Regions from separate parts of the Homo sapiens genome. Here region 1 is linked to region 2. The links are chromatin contacts, found by Hi-C or POLR2A ChIA-PET in ENCODE. All regions are on one chromosome and are shown on one strand. Each heading gives the region's core, a stretch centred on a gene start or an enhancer-like site at or near the end of the contact. The rest is flanking DNA. Distances are from core to core; before and after follow the strand shown. Region 1 has its middle 120 kb from the start of MIR3125. Region 2 overlaps MIR3681HG (MIR3681 host gene).

Region 1 (3,089 bases), core at 454-2,953, 300 kb after region 2:
TAAAGGATGCAAGTAGAGACAAGGCTCACCATTTGACCCCTACTTCTTTGAAGTAGTTAGAACATTTTACTTGCAAGTGACAGAAACCCAGTTCAAGCTGCCAAACCAAAACCAAACTGAAAAAAAAAAAAATAGACTTTTGAACTACCAAGGTAGGCAAGACTGCATACAGATCAGGTTCTTCCCTGTGGCAACGCCATCTCCATAGGGGCTATTTGGAAACACATGAGGGTGCTTTATCACAACTGGGTGGGGGGTGGCGTTCAGGGCATCTGCCAAGGATGTGCAGGTGGGGCAGTGGGCAAAACATCCCACCCAAGGAGGATTTTTAAAAAATTTACCCAGAATGACAGTAGCTCTCCCTTTGAGAAATCTGAAGCAGGTGATGAAAGCATTTCACCAAGAATCTCTCTTGGTTCTGCTTTGCTTATGTGATGATGGCTGTATTCTCAGGTGGGGTTACTGCAGGTATTGGCAAAATAGCCACCTACAGCCTCAGGCTACCCTTTTAGCGATGTCCACAGAGCAACAGTTCTTCCTTCCCATTTGCTTTAGTAGGGAATCCTGATTCCATTGAGTAGGATTGGTCCTACTTGAGTAATTTATAAACCTGGAGAGTGGAGGGATTCAGTGCTGTGGCTGGCCGGACTTGGGACACACATCTTTCTGTAGAGACCGGGGGTAGGGGTCAGGCTAACCCAACACACAAGCCTGAGAGGGATGGAAGAAGTTCCCAGAGAGATGAAGGGATGTTAGCAGAGAGGGGAACAGACAGCAGATGGGCAAATACAAAACATGTCCATTGTCTGTATGGTCTAATTTCCTGAACATCTCTTCAGTCACCCCACATTTCAGGATTCCCTAATATACCAGACCCATATACCTCAAGTTTTTGTACTAGATTGTTCTCTTGTCCTCAGATGCCTTTCCTCATCTCTTTTTGTTTGTCAAACTTCTACTTATGCCTCAGGACTGAAATATCACCTCTTCTGTGGAGCTTCCTTTTTAGCTGTCCCTACTAAACTCGTACCTCCCTCCTCTGTGCACGCATAGCATTTTGTCCATGAAAAGAAGGAATTGAATTAATTAGCAAGGATAAGGAGCTGAACAATCCACATCCTTTTTGGAAATGGAAAGCAGATGATGCTGTATTAGATAAGATCAAACAACATCAAATAAACAAATGTTTATTGAGTGTGTACCATGCACAAGGCTTTCCAAGCAGAACCTTGCTGATTGTGTGTGTGTGTGTGTGTGTGTGTGCACGTGTGCTTGCAGATGCTTAGAATCACAGGCTTTTATGATCTGGGTTTCTTAAACCTTATCTGGTTCAACCACTTCCTTATTCAGATCAGGTAACTGAGGCTGAAGTGGGTTTCTTTCTAGCTCTAAAAAGTATATGATCTGAGTCACTAAAAGGAAGGAAAGGTTGGCCCAATTCTAGGCCAAAAAACCACAGCTATGTAGCTTAAACTTCCTGTTTTAAATGCCATGCCAGGATAAAATTCTTGTCTACAGGGTAACAACCACTCCAGAGAGAGAATCAAAATTAACACCAACCTCTTTCTTTCCCCTGCCTCTTTCTCTCTCTCAATTTCTCTCTCTTTCTCTCTCGCTTCTCTTTCTCCCTTTATTTCTCTGTTGCCTCTCTTAAGGAGACATAGGAAACTAAGAGGACTGAGTGGCAGGGCCAAGGCATTGGGAGCACGATTCATACTTTTTTTTCTATCTTGCTGATGTGTTTATAGAAGTACACTATTTATGACTCAGTACATAGTGAAGAGACATAACAAATTTTTCTGGGAATTCAAAATATGCAAACAGAATATGTATCAAATGCATGAGAATTATGGGGACATATGTTTTAAAACAAAGGGATAAAGGTGCCTACTCTTTGTGACAAAGTCCCTTCCATGTTTATGACAATGTCTGCATAGCCATTCTCTTTTGAAGAAGCCAGAATTGGCTAGAAATAGAATTGCATGAACCCTGTCATATTCAAAATGGAAAGTAGATATTTATTTGCATTCCTGCCAGGGATACTCAGGCACAAACATATAGAAATATTTCCATAAAATATGGTTTAAAAAAAATGCCAAGGCCCATCCTTCCCACTGCCATTGCCCCTGTTGCCTGCAATCCCAACTCTGCATTCGGGCTCTCTCCAGGTTTTGCCCCACTAATCACTCTTCCACCTGCTTCCTGGTGCCTTTAGATCTTTTTTTCAACATATTATACCCAGGTTCAAAAATGGCCTTATAAAACGTCATCCTGCCTCCCCAGCCTAGCATCAGGGCCTTCTTCCTTGACTCAGACCATCCATAAACTGTTCAAGCATGTTTGATGTATATGTAGCATGTGTCTGGCACTGCTCCAGGGATCAGGTCACTAAACTGAACAAGAATGGGCATATATTCCAGTGGAAGTACCTAACAATAAACAAGTAAATAGGCAAGTGAAGAAAATGAAATTAGGTAATGTGATAAGAAGTGGCCAGGGGCAGTGTAACAACCTGAGGATATCTGGCAAAGGTCACTCTCAGGAAGTGATATTGAGACCTGACTAATAGAAAGGAGGTAATTTCTGGGGACATCTGAGGATGATCTCTCCAAGCAGAAGGAGAAGCAAAGACAAATTTCCAGAGTTGTGGAAGAATTAAATATGTTTGAAGAATAAAAATGTAAAACAAGGTGATATGGTGGAGGGCAGTTAGTAAGCTAAAGAGGTGAGCAAGAAGTCTAATCATGACATGTCTTAAAACCACAGAAAAAGGAAGTGTTGGTTTTATTGGAGGACCATAGAAAGTTATGATCCACTTTTCAATCTGGGAGGAACATGATTGCCATTTTTAAAGAGTTTACTTTGGCCTTTCTGTGGACAATAAACTGAACGATATCCTCACCCTCATATATTCACACCATGGTGTAATCCTCTCTCCTTGAGAGTTGACTGGACCTACTGACTCACTTCTAATTAACTGAAAACAGCAAATAAATGAGATATCTCTTCTGATATTAGGTTGTGAAAAGACTTTGGCTTTCATCTCTCTCTTTCTCTTATTCTCTCTTTTCCTCTCCTGGTCCTTCTCT
Region 2 (3,090 bases), core at 159-2,658:
TCTCCCCAAAAAGAGTTTCTGTTGGACAAGAGAATGATGATAAAGAGGTGTGGTAGTCCCCCGTGGGATGCTGGAAAAGAATACCACAAATTGAGTGACTTGATTAATCTTTTCATAGTTCTAGAGGATAAAAGTTGAAGATGAAGGTGAAGCAGGGTTGGCTTCTTCCTGGCTTGCAGATGGTCACCTTCTCACTGTGTCCTTATGTGACCTTTCATCCTTGTTTGCACATTCCTGGTGTCTCTTCCTCTTTTAATAAGGACACAGGTCTTATCGGATTAGCTTCCCACTCTTTTGACAGCATTTAAACTTAATTAAATTGGTAGAGGATGGGAAATTACTTAATGGTACAGCGTATGCTATTCAGGCAATGGGTACCCTAAAAGCCTTGACTTGACCACTATGTAATCTATACATGCAAAAAAATTACACTTATATCCTGTAAACTTACATGAATAAAAAATTAAATAAGCTTAATTATCTCCTTAAAGACCCTATCTTTAAATACAGTCACATTGGGTTACGACTACTTCCACATGCGGATTTTAGGGGGACAGAACTCAGTCCATAACAACAGAAGACCACTGAAATTGGAAGAGGCGTGTGATTCATTCCAGCTGCTGCACTGCGGCAGATCCCAAGCAGTGGCACTGACAAGCTGTGTCACCAGGCAGAGGCTGACACAAAAGAGCAACCCAGCGGACTAAAGGCCACATCTATAGCAGCTTAGAAGCTGCCTCAGCCTCATGCTGTGGGTCCGGCGCAGGTTAAACAGGCTTGGGCAAGGCTAAGAAGGGACACAGCGGGGGTTGCTGAAGAAGAGTCAGGAGTTTGTCCTCCTAAGACCAGGGCAGTTTAGAGACATCATTATCACATTTGCATCTCTGGTTCCTAGGAGACATCGGGGCACAGGGTAAGTGTTCAATTATTCACCAATGAACTTCAAATGGTTAAATAGTTGAGAACACAGGGAGCTCCCCATTACTGGCTGCATCTGTCCAAGGGGCTATGAAAAGTGGTCGTGCATTGAATGAGACCTTGAAAATCTTGTCCTGGTCTAACAGTCTGACTCTTTGTTTACATAACAAAGTGGATCATAAAAAATCCCCATCTCTTTCTACGTCTGAGTAGATTTTCTTAGTTTACACTGTCATCTTGTGAGCTATGTTTGTATTTTGCATATGCGTTTGCCCCATTTTGGGGTGGCATTTTAAGGGGATGATGACTTATAATGTTCCTTCATTAGAAACATTGTAAAGCAGGATAGGTTTTTATGGCTCTATGTCCTTGTGATGCACATATGTGGGCAGCACTAGTAGTATCTCATCAGAAGCTTTCTCTTCTTTCAACTGGGTCCACAGGTTGAACTCTTCCTATGAGTGGAGCCCTAGCACTGCTCATTGCCCTGCCTGGCAGTGGTGTGGGAGGAGCCATGGCCCACCGGCCCCAGATCTTTCTAAGGGGGACACTGAATTACATTGTTCATCTCAAGAGTTAAACTAGACAAAGTGGGCCCAAACCTAATAAGACAGCCCATTAGGAACATTTTCTGTGCTTACATCTTACTGACTTTTATCATAAATTAGAGATTTTGAAGAGAATGAGTCATAGAAAAAGAAAAAATAATAACCTGGTTCAGCAATCAGCATATTATATCTCCCCAGTGACTCATAACATCAGACTCAAGTCAGGACAAACAGAGTTCCTGTCAGAAAGAAGTGCAGTTAAAAATAAAAGCAAAAATAGGAAGGGGTGGGCGGGCAGGGTGGGGGGAGCAAAACCTTTTAAACTGTGCCTAGAACTCTCCCCAGCCTGGATTCCCTAATGAGGGATTTGAGGTGCAAATAGGCTGAAAAGCCTGAGTCAGACAGCAGGAGGAAGCAGCTCCCAGGGTGCAAAGACAAATGGATTTCTTAATAAAATCCTCCAGGAAAAGAAAAGCAGCAGAAACCATGAAGTATGGATTATTCGTTAAATACGAAAGGGGCCTGCAAGAGGGCTTCTCCTAATGAAATCGTGGCACAATTTCATGAAGAAACACAGGTTTCAGAGTTAAACCAACTTGCATCTTAATTGTGGTTCCACCAAAATTGGCCGTGCAAGCTTGGAAGGATCCTTGGTTTTCACATCTGTTGGATGAGGATAACAAGCCACAGCACAGAGCTGTTGTGAAGATTGACCGATGCTAAGCATGTAAAGCACTTAGCATGGTGTACACATTTACAGGAAAAAAGACTGACATTAAATAATAATTTGTCTTAAAACTATAGATGAAAATACATCTGGACAGAGTTTGCTGAAGCTTTAATTGATAGACTCAGATAAGTGTCTATCAAGCATGTCACAGAATCACAGCTTCGTAAGAGTGGATTCAGATGCCGCTGACTAAGGCCATGGTACCCTTGAACATTTTATTACAGCAGAAAAGGTTAAGCAGCTTTGGCTGGTCCAATAGTTTCCCTGTTCTACATGAGTTCCTCTTCTTCGGTTTCTCCCCAACCAGCCTAGCCAGTGCTTTTAGTGCACATTTGAAAACCCAAAAATAAGTTTGCAGCCAAGCAACTTTGGATTAAGCTTTGATTCTTCCAGTTACTACCTATGTGACATTGGCGAGATGCTTCACCTTTCTAAGCCTTAGTGGCACACCTGTGAGATGAAGTAAGTAGCTACTATCTTAAACAGATGCTATGGAATTTTGAATGAAGAACTTGAAATGTCTAGCATAGTTTGTGAGCACAAAAGTAATTGACAGACTATTTTCATTCCTCTCTCCTAACTAATGTATGCATTTTGTTAGCTATAAATAAGACAATCAATAGCAGAAACGATCTACCTGCCGTTTACAGGAGAATATTTGGAAAAATGTCAGTCCAATTTATAAGTGTTTACAGAAAAGAAGGAGCTAAGTGAACGTCCCACTCCTCAGGCCAATATCTCTCAGCCTTTGTAATCTTTGTTCTGTCATTTCCAGAGAGGAAAAAACATGTCCCTGATAAGTGGGGTTGCATGTGGTCCTCTCAGTCACCAGTCCCAGTACACTGCTGTGAAAGGTTGTAGACTTTGGAGACAGACTTACGTGGTTTTGTGTCC

The links. Hi-C counts contacts between places; a loop is a spot of excess contacts on that map. ChIA-PET counts read pairs that join two places held with the same protein, here RNA polymerase II (POLR2A). Pooled maps may share reads with other maps.
Region 1: a loop to region 2 is called in a map of endothelial cell of umbilical vein, with 3 times the contacts of the local background. The contact joins two enhancer-like sites. A Hi-C loop is called at or near these places in 1 of 168 maps with a recorded cell type or tissue (endothelial cell of umbilical vein) and 6 of 50 pooled maps. POLR2A ChIA-PET finds 5 or more read pairs at or near these places in 1 of 52 experiments (activated naive CD4-positive, alpha-beta T cell).

The regions. Positions count from the first base shown.
Region 1 is chr2:12,855,733-12,858,821 of GRCh38, forward strand. No RefSeq gene overlaps it. Among named protein-coding and RNA genes, the nearest start is that of MIR3125, 120 kb to the left of the region's middle. RefSeq lists a cis regulatory region at 1,273-1,436. Within about 2 kb of position 1,704, at least 6 of the 41 ENCODE cell types and tissues checked have a DNase peak (open chromatin) inside an H3K27ac peak, as active enhancers do.
Region 2 is chr2:12,553,709-12,556,798 of GRCh38, forward strand. All of the region lies in intron 4 of MIR3681HG (MIR3681 host gene), which reads left to right. Among named protein-coding and RNA genes, the nearest start is that of TRIB2, 160 kb to the right of the region's middle. Within about 2 kb of position 1,409, at least 5 of the 41 ENCODE cell types and tissues checked have a DNase peak (open chromatin) inside an H3K27ac peak, as active enhancers do.